Linked DNA regions of Mus musculus: region 1 is linked to region 2. A link is a loop called in an ENCODE intact Hi-C map of the cell type or tissue named here. Cell type or tissue: heart. All regions are shown on one strand. Links, peaks and the distances in the headings refer to the core of each region. The heading gives the core; the rest is flanking DNA.

Region 1 (9,252 bases), core at 431-8,430, 1.0 Mb before region 2:
TCTTTATCAAAAATTTTAAGGGCTCTTTTCAATGGCTTCACATCTAGACTATTTTTCTAAAACCCCAGTGGAGCAGGAGGTTGTCATAGAATTCTTCAATGTCTCTCATCTCAATTATGAGTCTGCAGGCATCAATACCACTGCAAAAGAAATTTTCTTGCTCATAACAGCCGGGGGTAGCTCAGATCATGAACTTCCACATGGTTTCTGGTGGGCCAGATAGACACATGGCCTCCTGGAGCAGTTCAGAAAACAGACCTCAACATGGTCCCTGTGACAGAACAGACCACAGACCTTAACATGACTTTCTGGTGACAGCATGGACTATGGATGTCAACACAGTCTTCTGTGGCAGCCCTGACCATGGATGTCAACATAGGCTCTGGTGGCAGCACTGACCATGGACACTGACATTTGTTCCCAGCTCAGATTTTGAGACGAAGTCTTTCTATGTAGGTTCACTGGCCTGTAGCCCACTTATATAGATTGGGCTGGTTTCTTTTTATAAATTTATTTTCATTTTATGTTCATTAGTATTTTGCCTGCATGTATGTCTGTGTGAGGTGTCAGAAGCCCTGGAACAAGAGTTACAGATGGTTGTGAGCTGTCATGTGGATGCTGGGATTTGAACCCAGGTCCTCTGGAGGAGCCGTCAGAGCCTCTCACCACTGGGCCATCTCTGCAGCCACCCCAACCCCTCAGTTCCTTTGTGTGTGTTATCTATCAATGTTAATCATGTTGAAAGTTAGAAAAGAATGTTGAAACACTTAATACCTCACTTAAAAACTGTTAAATGTTATATTAGTTGAGTGTTACTTTTGGAAATAATTACTTTGGAAAATGAAAAATCGAATGGTAAAAGTAGCTTTCATTAAAAAAGAAATTCTGGAGCCTGGCATGGTGGCACACGCCTTTAATCCGAGCACTTGGGAGGCAGAGGCAGGCAGATTTCTGAGTTCGAGGCCAGCCTGGTCTACAAAGTGAGTTCCAGGACAGCCAAGGCTACACAGAGAAACCCTGTCTTGAAAAACAAAACAAAACAGAACAAACAAACAAACAAACAAAAAGCAACAAAGAAATTCTGCAAATCTCTAAAGTAGCTGGGTTTTTTACATCTGTTTCTGTATTTAATCTATATGGTGCTCTGATTGAAGCATGCAGAAAAACAATCTAGCCTCACACTGACATACAGCTAGAAAAAAAAACTAAGAGCACCACTTAATAGTCATTTCAGATAGCTCTCCCTTTCTTCTCTAAATTTACCAAAACTCAACGAGTGTCAGTTTCATAGAGATTGACTGCAGAGCAGTATCTGAAATCAAGCGAGAACTTTCTTTATGCGTTCATGCTAGAATGCGTAGGTTTGCATTGCCCTTTGGTGAGATTATTGACTCATGAGCGCCTTCAGTCACTGGCCGTTTGGAAAGCTGTTTGCTGAGTTCCATAGCTGTACATACAAGGGTGCTGTTGGGTTCACAGCGGTCAAGGCGAGGTTTTCAAGATTCTATTTCTGTCAAGAAAGCTCACATTGATTCATAGGCAGTAATCCTGTCAACTGTATTCTTTGACGTGCCAGGTTTAATTGGTTCGTATCTGAGAAAATTCCTGAACATACTATTAAGATATGTGACTGAATAACCATGATGTGTCCTTCATTCTTCTGTGGGAATAGAAATGATGTTTTGACAGAAAGGCAGCTAGTTTACTTTACAACTCACTTGTGCTCTTGCATCTCCTTGACACAACTTAGGCACCTGGAGACAGACACTGCAGAAGTGCTGGACACAGCATCCACCTTATGCCCTGGGATGTTAAAATGGCTATACCTAAAAGAGTAACATTAATACAATTATCAATTTGAGCTGTATCATCAAATATATGTGTGTGTATGTGTGTGTGTGTGTGTGTGTGTGTGTGAGTGTATATATGTGTGTGTGTATATAGCACTAAAAGATACAATATCAACTTGCACAGCTTGGCACCCCAAATCTTAGTTTTGCAACAACAACAAAAATGTTTAAGCCTTGTGGAAGTTCTACAAATGTCACGGAGCTTCTTCCCAGGTGGCCCGGAAGTCACACTGATAATTGCTAGCTACATATAGGATTCTCCAGCCCAATTGTGGGGTCTCATGGTCTTTTTAGTTCCCCTTTAGCTATGTTCAAGCATCTGACCCTGGGACCAACATTGGTTGGTTCCTTATAATTTGATGCAGTACCAGGACCCTGGAAAGCTGCTCTCTAGGCCTTTGTGACAAGCATCATGGTTCAGTCTCTGCTTCCCCTTAGTTTGAGAAGCTGCTAATGATAAAAGAGTCATTTCAAAGCTCAGATCAGCAGCTGGGTAGATGGCTTATTTTCTTTAACTACATAATTCCCCTACTTGGGGACTTCCATCCTTTACCAACAGTCTAGATCTGAAAACAAACCCTCTACCTTCTATCACAGTCCACAGTCCACTTCAGCAAAAATTTTATCTTTTGAATTCACAAAGAACAGCTCTAATGCTTCTTTGTTTGTTTGTTTGTTTGTTTGGTTGGTTGGTTTTTCGAGACAGGGTTTCTCTGTGTAGCCCTGGCTGTCCTGGAACTCACTCTGCAGACCAGGCTGGCCTTGAACTCAGAAATCTGCCTGCCTCTGCCTCCCAAGTGCTGAGATTAAAGGCGTGTACCACCACCGCCTGGCAGCTCTAATGCTTTTTAAACAATAATTGTTTAAAACTCTTGTCATATAAGTGCCACCTGCTGATTGTGTCACTCAGTATTCTTATTTACCTTTCCCCACCAGTCAGTCAAACATCCTGGACACCTCAGTTCACAAAACAACAAAGCAAAAGGAGGAGAGACAGACTTGGGCTGAAGTTTTTGCAGGCACTTACAAACTTCTTCTTTAACCAAGTTTTCACCCACTTCAATCTTGTCATCTATAAAACGGGGATAATTTTTCTTTCCTCCTAATTTGCCTCTGAGGCTAGGGACTTAATGAGAAAAAAAACCGTCTTAAGGAACAAACTCAAGGCTGGATGTGGTTTACAAGTGTGGATTAGAGACAGGATTCCCTAACTTTATATTCCTAGGTCATTAGCTATTATGGAGGCAAAGATAGGTTAGGAAGCGATCAGAGACACATGACATCCCATAATACCCAGATGAGGAATGGGAAAGTACTTATGCCCGTTGGTCTCAGCAAGGCACACGGGCAAGCCCAACACCAGGGCAGGAAAGGGTGTTATTTCATCAAAAAAAAAAAAAAAAAAAAAAAAAAGTCAGTATCACTGAGTCATCATTTATCTATCCTCATACACTGCTTCTTATAGGCATCCTAAAAATAGAAAAATATTAATATCCCCTTGCGGTGAGTTATTAAAAAAAGAAGAAGAAGGCAGATTATGTATTCTAGAAAGGTCTTCACATCCCGGAAGCAAGGATTCTTAGTAGTGGCTATTCATTCTGAGTGTCAGCAATGGACTAAAACCCAAGGCAAATCAAATCCAAAATAAAACAATTTCCCCCAGTTTAATGACTGAAGGAGAAAAGTATTGCCAATATTTGCCCAGGCACAAAATTGCCAGCCCCTGAATGAACTTGGTGGGTAGTCACGGAGTATCTTTCCTGAGCACCGCAGGATAGTCAGTGCACCGGCAGGGGGCGCTTGCTGGCTTGTTGCTTCTAACCTGTTCTCAGCAGTGCTTCTCTGAAGGCCCCTCCTCCTCCGGATCTATCAATGCCTCTGTGTAAGTAGAGAAATTTCACCTTCATAACTTATTCATGGTTAGAAAGAAAGAACAACCTTGGGGAGACTCTCTGGGGAGAGGCCTGGCCTGTCTTCCACTCTCTAGGGATAGCCCTCATTCAGTCTTGTCTGGGATCGATGGAGCAGGTTCCTTTAATTTAGAACACTCGAACCGAGGCAAGATGCTGACCTTTCTGTGTGCATCTTAAAGTGGGAGCAACACAGAGTCCTCAGGAATTGCAAGGGCAAGATATGGAACGACGTTGATGGGAAAGAGCTTTGGTTTGAGCCTGATGGCTAGTAACAGGCAGTGGGTTGGAGGGATGATGATGAGGGTGAGCCAGATCGCATTATTTCTGAAGTAAGTGTCCCAATGTCTGACAGTAACTGTTGTTTCATAGAACAACAACAACAAAAGCCCTCAGCTATCTATAAAGTGGATAATACTTAATAAAATACATAAGTAGTTGAAACTAAGAGAAACATTCTTCTAGAGAAGTTCAGAAGCCACAATACAGTCATGAAACAAAATGAAGAACACTCTTTGATTCTAATCTTGGATGGCATCTATACCAATGAAATACCAGAAAATGAGAACACGGGTCCAACGCCCAGCTGATGCAGCACTTGTCAGTCATCCATCTCATCCCCTGATGTTCAGAGTGAACGTTCAGACAATCATTCAGACTGAGGATGCCTTCGGCTGAAGTGTTCCTGGAAAGGAGTGTCATGGACACACTCATCAAAGATGGATAAATTTGCTACTGCTATCAAGTTGCTGAATATTAACTTATAATTTATGGGCTGTATTAATTATGGGAAATTTCACATCTGCAACAATACAACCCATAAGCAACATTTAGCTTAACATTTAAGAGTCTCGTCTAAAACAAATAATTCTATAGTAGTAGCAATAATGTCTAGACTTGGGACTTTCCACGTAAGGAGCATGCAAAATGCCTCTACAAAATTTAACCCCCTATAAAGACAAATCTTTAGCTTCTGTAGAAAGTAGAGGCTAGGGAGCCTGAAGCACATAGCATGCTTGCGTTGTGCAGATACATCGAATCACACAATAGGCAGGTGTAATAAGCAGAAACAGATGCGGCTCCCTAGTGCAGCCCTTAGCAGCTTTCACTCCCAGAGGTATTTTTATTGGCATACAAAAGAATGAGCGTTGAGGGTATGTTTTTAAGACAATTTTGAATTATCAAGGAAAAATTTCACAGAACGCCCAGAAAACAGGTCGAAGATCGAATTACACGAGGGTCCACCACCCTCCTCTGAAGGACATTTCTTCTTTGTTGAGAAGGCTCTGCAGAGCTCTTTGCGGGGAATTTGCAGGTTGACTGCGGAGCTGAAAAGTTTCACTAGGGGGCAGCCTATCACCGAACTGTGAGCTGATTCTGCATCTGATTTCAATAAGAAACTGGCCCAGGGACTCGCACATTCTCGGCACAGCTTCTAAAGGAAAATTGATGCGTCTATAAAATGCCGAATCAGCATAGTCACAGGAGGTGAGCAAAGGAAGGGAAAAGTCTTGCATAACATTAAGAGCCCCGCAGAAATCAGTGGTTAGGCATACAAATGCGGTGTGCTTTGAGCACACAAATCTCATGATGTGGATGTGCCTGTATGTAGACCAGGGGACATTAAAAAGAGCCGTAGTTTTGCTTTTAACACATGCACACGCAGTTAAAGGCACACGATCCAATTCAACATTTTGTAATTTGGAAGGAACCAAAGGGAAGAGGAACTGATTAACTCTTCAGACCCCAGGTTTAAGCTGCGCCGAAAGCCATGGTCAGGTGGTTCTCCACTGCTGGGTGACTTCTGTTTGACCCTATACATCCTTTCGAATGCTTTTCCTCTTTGCCACTCTTTCTCATGCATTTTATATTCCTCAAGTGTTCTCACCTAACAAAACCAACAGTCTCAGCCCCGATGAGAGTCATGACTATTTTTGTAACCGGGCTCAGAATGGTCTCAGAACACTGCGCCGAGGCAATATTAGTAATGTGATATCTGGAAGCCGTGTGAGCAGCCGGGCTGTCTGCTCTCATTGTGTCCGTGATTGTAAAAGGCAGCTGTGAGCTCTGGCATCCCTGAGTGACTGGTGTGACCTTGTGTGGTCTGGGAACCAGCTGAGGGTGGCCTGGCATGCTGTCACCGGAGACCTGCAGGCAACACAAGGTGGTAATGGAGGACTGTGTAGAAACTTAGGAGCTGTGCCCAGAATCCTGCTTACCTTGTGCATGGAGCTTTAAAATGACAAAGGAAGTTACTAGATTAGACATGGCGTCCACACAAGCTCAGGCCTGAAAAAAAAAAAAAAAAAAAAAAACACTTATCCAGCAAGGTCAAAACTAGAACTGAGACAGTAGAGAGTATTTTTGGATTCTAGTTCCACCTCTTGCTACGAGAATGGGCAAGTTATTTGCCCCTTTTTTTGTTTTAGGCTCCTCTTCAATAAAAGGATGCTTAGAATAGCTCCTGCGTGCAGGGCTACTATTGTTATTTCTTGTGATAGAGATGAGAGAAGTGGACTTATGGGAAGGCTGTTTCTTCATTTGTAACATGGAGATAATAGAATCTGCTCTCTAGACTTGTTGGAAGAGTTGCTGAGCTCTTGTGAAGTGCTTACAGTGGTATCTGATAACTATTGATTGCCCGATAACTAGTATATCTGATGCTCCTCAAAGCTGAAGTGGGGATGGTGCTGTCCATTCCAGAGGGTTCCAGGGCTCCTGGAAGGAATGAATAGGTTCAATGTATTGCATTCATCCAGGGTGTTCAGCCAACGATGCCGATTCATTTTAGTACTTGGCATGAGAATTCTCTTGCTTATTTTACCTGGTATCTATGTATGTACTCACCCTAGAAAGACACCTGAGTTCTGAAGTGGAAACCTAGAGAACTCAGTCAGTCCTCAGCAGCAGATCCCCTCTCCTGTGTTCTGGAGCCTCTGGTAACCTAAGAAAAAGTGTGTGCCCATCCGCCATTTTTCACACACAATCTGGAGCCTTTCCATGTGTCGTGACGCCCACTAGGGTTTCCTGGAAACCTGTAAGGGCTGGGAAAAGAAGCCCTGCAATGTAAAGAAGAATATCTTAATCCAGATTTGGGCATCACAAATGGGGATAAGAAGATGTTTCTGAAATTGGCACAATATCTATGGTTCCCAGACTTGTGGCAGGAGTCCCATCACCTGGAATAGCCCATAAAACCAAGCTTCTCAGGCAATCCCAGCAGCTGTCGTAAGATTGTCAGTTCTAAAGTTTCAGTATATGCCCTGCCCCAAATTTTGCATGCTGGGAAGAGTTCCCAGTGTATTAGTGTTGAGTAATGGTACCTTTAAAAGATGAAGGCTCTGCCCTCATGGGGATTAATGCTGATTTTGGAGCAGGTTCATGTTATAAAAAGAAATTCAGCTCTCTCTCACTCTTTCCCCCTTACCTCCTCCTGCTTCTTTACCTCCCTCCCCACCCCTTACCTCCTCTCACCTCCCACCCTGGGCAAGGGTGTATCTCATGGTCTCTCATATTAGACTTTTCAGCTTCTGGAATTGAGTGAAGAAATCACCTTTGTCTAACCTTTCTGTTCTCTCTAGGCCCTTGCCTGATTGACTGGTGCCTGTAATCATGGTCACTTCATTGGGTCCCTGTATTAGTCAGAGTTCTCTAGAGTCACAGAACTTATGGGTAGTCTCTATATAATAAAGGAATTTGTTGATGACTTACAGTCTATAGTCCAACTCCCAACAATGGTCAACAGCAGCTGTGAATGGAAGTCCAAGGATCTAGTAGTTGCTCAGTCCCACAAGGCAAGCAGGCAAAGGAGAGAGAGAGGGGGGGAGAGGGAGAGGGAGAGGGAGAGGAGACTATCTTCCTTCTTCCAATGTCCTTATGTAGGTCTCCAGCAGAAGGTGTAGCCCAGATTAAAGGTGTGTGCCACCACACCTTTAATGCCAGAAGACCTTGAACTCAGAGATCTCCCCTTGTCTTAATCTTCTGAAATTCACAGCCATTATGCCTCAAGATTTCCATGCCAAGATCCAGGTCAGAAACTTGTATGTCCCAGCCTCCAGATTAGGATCACTGGTAAGCCTTCTAACGCTGGTTTATAATTCATTCCAGATATAGTCAAGTTGACAACCAGGACTAGCCACTACAATTCCTCACCCGCCTCCTCTGGTCGCCCTCACAGACACCAGGAAGGACCACTTCAGCATTTCTCAAGGTGAGCCAGCTCCCAAAAGTAACCACCCGAGTGGGGCTTTGGAGGTGATGAAACCCAGAAAACTGAATTTTGTCTTTGTTTTGGCTTTTAAAGAAATTGGTTTCTAAGAGGAGAGAGAGAGAGGTCTAGTTCATTTTGAAACTTGGCATAACTCTTATTTAACTGATACTTCTGAAAGCATGAGAACGAGGATATAAAAATGGTGGAGTACAATATTCCCACAGATAAGGTCGTCCTAAAAGATGCAAGCTACACTAATCGGCGCTTATATGGAAAGCTGCATCTTGACTTCTGTACTGATGTGGCTGTCTTCTTTAGCCCCAATGGTGTCAACATGTACTTTGCTATACACAGCTTCAGAGACTGACCTAACTGTGGTGATAAGAGAACGAGGAAAACAAAACAAACAAACAAACAAAATAAATAAATAAATAAAAATAAAAACAAAATAATAAAAATAAAGAGGAAAAAAAAAGAGAACGAGGAAAGGACAGACACACAGACAGAAGTGCTGGGGTGGGGTAAGCCATGTGCACTCTGATGTACCAGCAGCAGCAACCGGGAAATGCAGAAAGTTTATTTCATACCTCTGGGAAATTGCAGAAGTAGGTTTATTGGATGCAGGTTCAGTTAATCTTGGTAGGAGATCTCTGGAGGGAAGCAGGCTCAGGCTGCAACCATCCCGGAGGAAGCTGTGACTGAGAGGTCAATCATTTGTAAGCACTTGGATAAGACAGAGCCTTTGCCATGCCTCCATGCCTCACCAGGGAAAGGCTTTGCCACTCCCATGAGTCTGAAGCATTGAGGTCCTTGACATAGCTGTCCCCATATCAACAACACACACTCACTCAGAGTTTCCTCCAGTTCCCACAAACATACTGTGCGGTTTTGAACTTGGGCCATGTATTTAATTACTCCTCTAACCCATATTCTTTGGTTAAGATTTCTTTTCTCAGGCAGGTTGCAATCTCGAGATCAGTAACCACACTTGGCTACCTCTGTCTTTACCTCCACCCCTGGCTTAGGGTTCAATAAAGACTCTTTTTATATAGTCAATGACTTATTTAGTTACAATAGAAAGTGAAAGGTAATATTCAGGACAGCAGTGGACTCTGTGATCACAAATCAACACAGCTGTAGTAGGTCCATTTTGATGGCATTCTCTATGAGAGGTGCTCTCCTAAACCCACAAAGTGGAAGATGAAATTAGCTTCCTTAGGCTACATTCATTAAAAAAAAAAGAAAAACAACACATAGGTTCTTTTTAAAAAAGATTTATTAT
Region 2 (9,252 bases), core at 612-8,611:
AAACTAACGCCCTTGATCACTTTGGTAGAAACCTAAGAGATGACAGATTGCCTTTGCTGAAGAAAGTTGAGTAGATGATTATGTTGGCTTGTGTGTCTAGCTCACTGGGAAATGACCTTTCCTGTCAGTTAACCATAAGGCTACTTGAGCATAACAAAATATAACTGATTTGTGAAATGCATGCTCATATTACATTTCTTCTTTCAAACACCTATTATTAGGTTTCAGTTGTTATGGCTGTATATACCTAGCTAACATTTAAAATATTCACTTTTCCATACCAGGCTGTTTTGTCATCTTTCAGCTTGTCCTGTAAAGTTCTCTACCACATATGTCACAGCTGGGATGCACTATGTGGCAGATGATCATATCTTAAATCAGGTGGCAATAAATATACCACTTAAGATATAAATGTCATAGAAACAACAATATGAACTAACCAGTACCCCCCAGAGCTCCCTGGGACTAAACCACCAACCAAAGAAAACACATGGTGGGACTCATGGCTCCAGCTGCATATGTAGCAGAGGATGGCCTAGTCGGTCATCAATGGGAGGAGAGGACCTTGGTCCTGTGAAGGCTCTATGTCCCAGTATAGGGGGATGCTGGGGCCAGGAAGCAGGTGTGGGTGGGCTGGTGAGCAGGGGGAGGGGGAAGGGGGAGGAGATTTTCAGAGGGGAAACCAAGAAAGGGGATAACATTTGAAATGTAAATAAAGAAAATATCTAATTAAAAAAAAAAAAGAAAAAGAAGATATAAATGTTATAACTTCCCCTTAAAGGTCCTAAACTGGGAGAGTGAGTGGTCAGGCTATGATTTTGACTGCTGTTGCCCATGTGCCTTCCTTAGATGCAATTAAGTTGTAGTCTTCCTGCCGTATCCATGCCAATCTCAACGGAAGCACTCCAAAGTATGAAAATGGGGCTCTGAATTCAGCATGTGGGAACACGCCCACGGAACAGTGCCTCAGGGATCTCAAATTATAGTGGCTCCCCCTTTGCAATATTCTCAAATTGCTGCTCTGGCAGACAGCCATGCTGGCTAAGAAGTAAAAGCACACTTGTTTCAAAATAAGAATGTTAGCAAGCTATCAGGTTCTGTGGTAGTGACTTGCAATTCATATGGAAATAAATAATGTATCTTAAAAATGTATCCCCAAGCCCTCCCAAAAGGAAATAAGAGTACAAATTTAAATACATAAGGCCTTAACCTTAATAGGGTTTGGGCATATAAAAGTTAATTTGAATTTTGATACACATACAGAGGGAGCAGATACGCCGTAAAGCACACTGCTCGAGAGGGCTCAGTGAAAGCTCATCTGTCCCTTCCTCTTTTGTGATTAAGGAGAAGGCTTCAATTTCCTGGACCATAAGTCCAGCATGATATCTGCAGTGCAGTGTGTACGTGAGTGTGCGCCTGCATGTCCATGCTTCTCCACTTGATACTTCACTGTGCTTAGACTGGGTGATTAATAATTGACTGTAGACTAATAAAATGGATAATTTGCTAGCTTTCAGACATTGGAATTCTGTAGGGTTGTTTTGTCCTATTCTCTCTCTCTCTCTCTCTCTCTCTCTCTCTCTCTCTCTCTCTCTCCTCTCTCTCTCTCTCTCTCAGTGTGGACACTGTCTAAAGGTTCACAGACTAATATGCTTAGACTCTAAATCTTTATTCTGTTAATGTCTTTGTACCTTGTTTGTCAAATAAATGTGACATCTGCAGGGAGCTTCCATAAATCACTGAGAGAAGAAGCCACTAATTATAGTCAGAAGAGGTACCCGTCTCTCTTTTATGTCACGTGACTTCTCACAGAGTTAGAAGCCTTGCCTTTCAAGTTGAATGAAACAGAAATATTTTCAGTGGTTCACTATCATTCTCTTTCATAATGAACAGGGAATGCTTTAGAATAATTCAATTTCACGACTTCTCTAGACACTAGCCCTTAGCTCGTTACTCTTCTTTACATAACCTGGTAACATTGTAGTAATTAAAAAACCAATAGCAACCCCATTGATCCAAATAGTAGAACAATGTAAACAAGAACATCAAACACTGACATGTTCTCTCTCCCTTCCCTTCAATAGCTGACAAAGTATGGTGTGAAGTGGTGGATCGGACTTGAAGAAGGAGGAGCCAGAGATCAAATTCAGTACGGACCGACACTAATCCATGTTTAACGTTATTTGACAAGTTGTGTGTGCCAAATGATCAGGCTGGGTTTTGATAATCGATTCGCTGAATGGCCTTCACCTGTTATCCTTAACTTACAAATTTTCATTCGTCTAACAATAGGCATGAGTGCTTTTCAGTTCAGTACCAATGAAACCATCATCAAACTATCCGACAAACATATCAATTTCCTGTGCAGGCTTCTGCCTGTCCTATTTTGTGTGTATGTGAGAGAGAAAGAGAGAGAGAGATAAAAACACAGTATAAAGTTAAATTTAGAAAACTTTGTGAGTACAGTGCAGTACACTTAACCAAATTGAATAAACTGTTATCCTTCAAGTCTATACCCCAGAACTACAAGGATAGATGCAGATACTGAACATGCAAAATGAGACCTTAATGATTTGGTTTGGTTTGGTTTGGTTTGGTTTGGTTTGGTTTGGTTTGGTTTGGTTTGGTTTGGTTTGGTTTGGTTTGGTTTGGTTTGGTTTGGTTTTTTCCTGAGGCTGGAGGGATGGCTCAGTGCTTAAGAGCACTCGCTTCTCTTTCAGAATTTCGTTCTCAGCACCCACACTGCACAGCTCCCAATCACCTGTAACTCCAGCTCAAGGAGATCTGATGCCCCCTTCTGGACTCCACAGGCATCTACACACATGCAGCACAAATACTCACAAACGCAGTGATAACAACACTTACATGGAAAAATAAATCTCTGTAAACTTTCCTACAGGTGGAGTAACGGGTCGCCCGTGATATTCCAGAACTGGGACAAAGGAAGAGAAGAAAGAGTGGATAGCCAGAGAAAGCGATGTGTCTTCATATCTTCCATAACAGGTCACTGTTCCTTTTGATGTTTGGGTTTATACTGCAACCACCTCTAGAGGTTACCAGTCTCCTCCATGCGGTTATTTTTGTTTTCTGTTGATCTTGTACAGTCTCACAAGTTGTCAGGTGTCTGGATGACTGCTCATACTATGAAATTCATGTACTCACATGCCTGTAAACTTACAGATAGGTAAGTCCTCAAGAGCCAACAGAACCCGAAGGGAGCCTACGGACACTGTTACAGACACGCACCTCTGGTCCAGAGGCTAAGACCTGGTTTCCTGGCACCCATGTGGTGGCTCCCAACTATCTGTAACTCCAGTTCCAGAGATCAAATGTCTTCTTCTGACCTCCTCTGGGATCAGGCACACACGTGGTCCACATACATCCATTCAAAGCAATAAAAATAAGTATTTTTGGTAAAGACAAGTATGCATTTCCCTATCAAATATATAAAAAAAAATGTTTCTTGTACCCACCCAAAACAATTAAGAGTTAACTAATTTGGACAGATACAGTGGGGAAAAAACGTGCCTTGTAGATGCTATTCTCTGTGAGACTTCAGTGGGGAGCTATTTCTTCATACATCTCTATTTTCCTGTTTGTACACTGACTGACACTTTAACCTCTGGGACATTTACTTCCATCTTCCCTCACATTAAAAAGAAGAAGAAGAAGAATACCCTACATTTAGGGCTAGAGAGATGACTCAGCAGTTAAGGTACCCAGGTTCAAGTCCCAGCACCCTCATGGAAGCTCACAACTGTCTGTAACTCCAGTTCCAGGGGATCTGGTACCCTCCTCATGCAGACATACATGCAGGCAAACACCAGTGCACATAAAAATAAACAGTCTTTAAATAAAACACCTATGCCCGGGTCACTGTCCCACCATCCTCACCATCTCTGGCTCTGATGAATGCACATCTTAGAAGAAAACCTGTCTGCAAATTGGATCCCATGGTACAGTGAAGCTAGAGACTGGCTTCTGTATGTTCTAAGAACAATGCTATCTAGGCTGAATCAAGCCATATTTTAAGGGGAAAAGGTAGAGGGAGGGAGAGAGAAAGAAAAGTAATAAGGAGAAAAACATATTCATAACTAACTTGGTCAGAAAAGAAATGAAGAGGAAATCCTCTGTGGGCGAGCAGAGTTAGGAGAAAGCTGTAGTTAATCTGCTGGCTTTACCAGCAGGTGTCACAACAGCCTGTGGAAAGGGCTATTTGCAAGAAGAGCTGAGCATTCCAGTGACAATCACAGCCCAGCCCCACCTTAGAAGCCCCAGTTTTTACTCCTGTTCTGATACAAGAAGCTTAGCCTGCCTTGCACCTCGGCTTCTACTCAGGCAATTGCTTACGTGCCCTGACACCTCTCCTCTGGAACTGTAGCCCTCCTAAGTTAAAAGATAGTTTGCAGGGGGCTGGGAAGCTGGGGCTCTATCTTACAGAAGACAGGCTCCTATGGGAGCCGGTCTCAGTTAAGGGTCAAGACTGAGAAATCTTCCTTTGTGAGGAGTTCCTGACTTGACCTTTCTGTATTAGTATGTACTCGGAAGATCTTTTATCCGAGTAAGATAAGACATGTTTTGGAGTTTTCAGGTTGGGGATGCTAAGATGGACTTTGCCAGTTTTAGAAATTAGATTGGGTATATCCAACCTGCATTTTCTGAAGATATTTTATAAAGTTTAGAGATGTTTTACAATCTTTACAAAGGACAATCTTAGAATCATTTCCCCTGTATACTGAAGCTGGATACTTAAAAACTATGAAATCTTATTTCGTGCCCCAAGTCAATTATCCGTAGGACTTTAAATTAATGCTGTTTCAGTTTTAGCGTTTGTTTACTTTAGTCAAAAGTTCTTATATTCTTACATTGTAATTACTCAGGTCTCACCTTGCCCAGGTCAGTGTCACTAGAAATCTCTGTAATTAGTAGTTTGGTTCAGTTTCCAGACTTCAAAAAAGAAAAAATGAAAAATCAGAGCAGCCATGAAAAGCAACCCATAAGAACTTGGGTGGAGTCTTCCTTGTTCCTGAGACTTTCTGACCTGTCTCCTCCTGCAGGGCTCTGGGGGACTGAGAACTGCTCTGTTCCTTTGCCCAGCATCTGTAAGCGAGTGAAGATATGGGTCATCGAGAAGGAGAAGCCGCCGACACAGCCTGGGACATGCCCCAAGGGGTGGCTGTATTTTAACTATAAGGTAAATTTCTTCTTGTGAAGTCATCTTTGTCTCTCTTTGTTGAACTTCAATTGAAAAGTTATTAAAAGTGAGGGTAGGGTTTTTTGGTTTTTGGTTTTGGGTTTTGTTTTGTTTTGTTTTTTTAAGCACCAGTTTTCTGAGGGACCTGAGATGTCACTATCACATCCTAATGGTTTTAGAAGCTTTTCCTTTAGGCAAAAAAAAAAAAAAGGTTTTGTGTAAGGCAGCCATGCCTCCATACCTCATCTGTAGAGGCAGTTTTAGTGACCATCTTTCGAGTCACAGGATATGATGTGTGTGCGTGTCTGCAGTGCATGGGTGTGTACACATGTGTGTCTGCATGCCAGCTTATCTAGATCCTGCCTACAAATAAACTATACATGTACAGGCCCAGGCTCTATCCCCTCATCTTCACTGCCCAGAACCAGCAGGCCTCCACCTACCTGTAAACTGATGAACTAATGATGTAATTTGGTCAGGGTCATCTTGAGCCTCATAAAACTGACACTTGGTGCAGAATTCCATTTAAGAGAAAAGGCTTGCCAGCAGGGACACTGCCATCCAGGTTTATGATTTCCGATGCTGCCTTCAATTAAGGCGGAGGTTTTTTCCTCCACTCCTTCTGTTTTGTAATAAAATAACTTTATAGGCCTTGGCTGGGAGTGATTTAAGTAAATCCCAAACTGGGATAGTTTAACTCTTAGAGGATTAAGAAATGAGATGGTGTCATAATTGCGTACACTAACATGAAATTGCTCTTTGATTGTGGATGGCCAGTTTTGAGTCTAAGTGGTCACACTGGCTGGCGTTTTCTTCAGCATCTTAATGTCACTGTTAACTGAGGCAATGAAGTCACCTGAATTCTGTACATATATAGGTAGTGATGTATGGCTAACTGAATTTTGGTGAAATACATGCACCATAGGATTTTCTGCCTTAATCATTTTCAGTGTGTGGTTTGCAGGTGCTCAGTATCATTGTGTTGTACAGTGCATCTCTGGGTCCTTTTTCTTCTTGCAGAACCAAAACTCTGCATTCATTAAATAATAACAACACCCTATTCTTCTTTCCCATCACACTGACTCCTGAAGAAATGGCTCCACTGTTTTATTTCATGCCTCTCTGAGACAGGCTGTATATGCCTCCTGTACATGAAATCATGAAGTATATTTATTCTTTGATGACTGGCTCACTTCATTCAGTATGGTGTCATTAAGTCTTGACAATGTTATAACATGTAACAGGATTTTCCCCTTTTTAAGGCTGGGTAATATTCTATAGCATATGTGTTGCTAAAATTCTTTCCCAGGGTGTAATATAAACTATATCTACCCCTATTCCTAAGGTTCCCAAAGACACACACACACACACACACACACACACACACCAGCTTCATTTCCCTGTTTAAAAGTTGTATTATTCTACAAAAGTCACTGAAGAACCACTTGGTTTCCTTACAGAGTGTAGGTGAAGGGTTGCTTATGGGAAAGTCTTTACCTAGCAGAGACAATGACATAGCCACATGGTTGGGACCATCTTCCCCTACCTAGTCTTTCCCTAGCCCCTCCCCCAGGCCACATGCAGTTAGGGCAGAGTTGTATACAATAGGTGTCTGAAGCGGCTGGATGAACTCATAGCTGGATGAGAGTCTTCTGACCCCTCTCCTCCCAATGAGAATAAACAGTCAACAGACCCAGCTAGGATCATCTTTTGCAAGGGGCACAGTTGCACTGAAGATGGCAGCTGTCTCACTCAGAAGATAGTCCTATACGATACGTGACCCCTTGCCCACCCATCTATCTGTCTATCACGAAGACCTAGTGTTGTTCTCACTTGGATGATTTTACTAGGCAGTTTCGTAAACATTTCTCATTTAACTCAAATTTTAAGATATACAAAATTATTATTCCTATTTTTACATAGAAGTTGGAGGCAGAAGCCATGTAAAACAGCAGATACAGTAGCACACATGTATCTAATCCCAGCAGATGCTTCTACCTGGGAGGTTAAGGCAGGGATCACCAGAAACTCATGGGCCAGTTTGTTTACATGGCAGAGAACAGGAGAGACCCTGTCTCAAACAGGATGGAAAGCAAGGAGTGAAACCCAAGGTGGTCCTCTGATAAGACATGTGCATGGCTCTTCTACAATAACACACAGGAACACACACACACACATACCATTTCCCTGTTTTAAAAGTTGTATTGGATTTATTTTTCAAAGAATTGTTATTATTAAAATATCAACACAACCCAAAGCAATCTACAGAGCCAATCCAATCTTCATCAAGATTCTGCTGGTATTTTCCACAGAAATAAAAAAAAAAAAAAAGAAGAAGAAGAATGCTACAATATGCATCAGTGCACACATTTCCACATCCCAGTTTTCGTTCCCTTTGGAGATAAACCTAGAAGCACAACTGCTAAGTTATAGGATGCTCTTGTTTAGCTATTTGAGAAACTGACAAATGGGTTTTCCCAACACATAAACAACTTATAATTGCATATATAAGAGGAAGTTTCGTTCATATACTTTTGGAGAGGGAGATGTTTAATTAAATCTTTGTCCATGTTTTAATTAAGTCATTTGGTTTTTTTAATGTTGAATTATAGAAATTCTTTCTAGTGTTATGTGTAATGAATTCCTATCAGGTAAATGATCTTTACCTCTAATGATTATAATTATGTTCTCCTTTATAATTATAATGTCCTCTGCTGCATGCATCTCTATAATTTTGATAAAGCCCAATGTATCGACTTTTTCCTCTCTTGCTTGTGCTTTTGGTCTGACACCTAAGAACGCAGCCTCAAGTCACATGTCACAAATACTTTCCCCCACGTCATCTTCTACATGATTTTGGCTCAGATTTGGATTCAAATTGACTTTTATTTCAATCACATGGCTGTTAGTTTCCTAAGGCTGTTAGAACAAGGACATTCTAGAATTGGTTGTTATAGACAGATACAAACAACTGCCTCTCTCGTCTCAAATTTTTACTTTAAAACAGAATCAAAAGGCAAGTGGTTGTATCTTGAACTTACATCAGGGAGTTGGAAGGAGTAGACAGAGAAACAGAGACTAAGGTGCCCTAATCCTTTATGAGGACACACCTCAATTTCTAAGGCTTTTCCTTAGATTTCACCTCTAAAATGTCCATCTTCCCTCCCAGTGTGGGCACCTGTAGAGAATGTCTTTAGATGAGGGTCTTGCTAAGGACTGAGTAACTTTAGTAAAGTTCCATTCATAAGTGAGGCAGGTTAAGAAACCATAGGGGCTGCAGAGATGGCTCGGCTGTAAGGAGTTTGTGCTACCCTGCAGACGACCCAAGTTCGGTTCCCAGCACCAACATGGGGCAGTTCACAGCTACATTAAACTCTAGCTCGAGGGATCTGACACCCTCTTTTGACCTCCTCAGGCACTTGAACTAACCTAGACATATTTTTAAAAAAATAAATCTTTAAAAAGGAAGAATCACAATAACCAATAATAAAATAAAATGCTGTCCTAAAACAAAATTAAGGGAACGCCTGCTCCCTGTTCCTCCCTCTCTCTCTCTCTCTCTCTCTCTCTCTCTCTCTCTCTCTCTCTCTCTCTCTCTCTCTCTCTCTCTCTCTCCCACGCACAGACCATAGCGTTGTTGTCATTGCTCTGCACTTTCTCCTCTGTGGGTATTTGAAACTGATAAAGTGGAAACTACGGCTAAAGGGAACAGTATTCATGGGTTAACCAGATACTCTAGAAGCTGGCGAAGAAAGGACTGTTGCTGAGAGAAGCAGCAAGCACCATTGGGCCATTTCCCCCATTAACTCTTAAAGCTATAGAAAAGAAAGTGGGGGATACATTCTGAACAAATCTCAATGCATTATGGGCCATTAAATCTTCTTGCTGGTTGGTGAACTCTTTCAAGGGCTAATTTTTATTACTTTAAAAAAACTCGGCTGACAAGTCAATCACCTTCTAAGAATTTTATAAAAACGAGGTATCTGCAAGCTAGGCGTCCCTTTCCCGTGTCTCATAAATCTTCTCCATGTTTGATGATACAGCTTAATGAGGTATGC

The links. A loop is a pair of places that touch in the nucleus more often than their neighbours do. Peaks named below come from ENCODE experiments on the same cell type or tissue, not always from the same donor. Only the 100,000 strongest peaks of a DNase experiment are listed, where the experiment ranks them.
Region 1: it touches region 2 in a loop (2.5-fold over the local background); 4 of 42 quality-filtered maps call a loop at or near these places.

The regions. Positions count from the first base shown.
Region 1 is chr2:61,450,503-61,459,754 of GRCm38, reverse strand. It overlaps Gm39835 (a long non-coding RNA gene), which reads left to right and starts at 7,685. Exons shown (of 3, transcript XR_866363.2): 1 at 7,685-7,789; 2 at 7,868-7,970. It overlaps Gm33753 (a long non-coding RNA gene), which reads right to left and starts at 6,813. Exons shown (of 4, transcript XR_374566.2): 1 at 6,608-6,813; 2 at 6,376-6,478; 3 at 5,980-6,049; 4 at 5,663-5,908. In heart, for the core only: CTCF peaks have their summits at 3,638 (motif pointing right) and 5,095 (motif pointing right); DNase peaks (open chromatin) are centred at 5,154 and 5,824; H3K4me3 peaks cover 803 bases; H3K27ac peaks cover 1,417 bases.
Region 2 is chr2:60,437,028-60,446,279 of GRCm38, reverse strand. It overlaps Pla2r1 (phospholipase A2 receptor 1), which reads left to right. Exons shown (of 30, transcript NM_008867.2): 18 at 2,085-2,149; 19 at 2,900-3,003; 20 at 5,058-5,194. Among named protein-coding and RNA genes, the nearest start is that of Gm13580, 30 kb to the right of the region's middle. In heart, for the core only: CTCF peaks have their summits at 2,799 (motif pointing left) and 4,179 (motif pointing right); no DNase peak of the experiment used is centred there.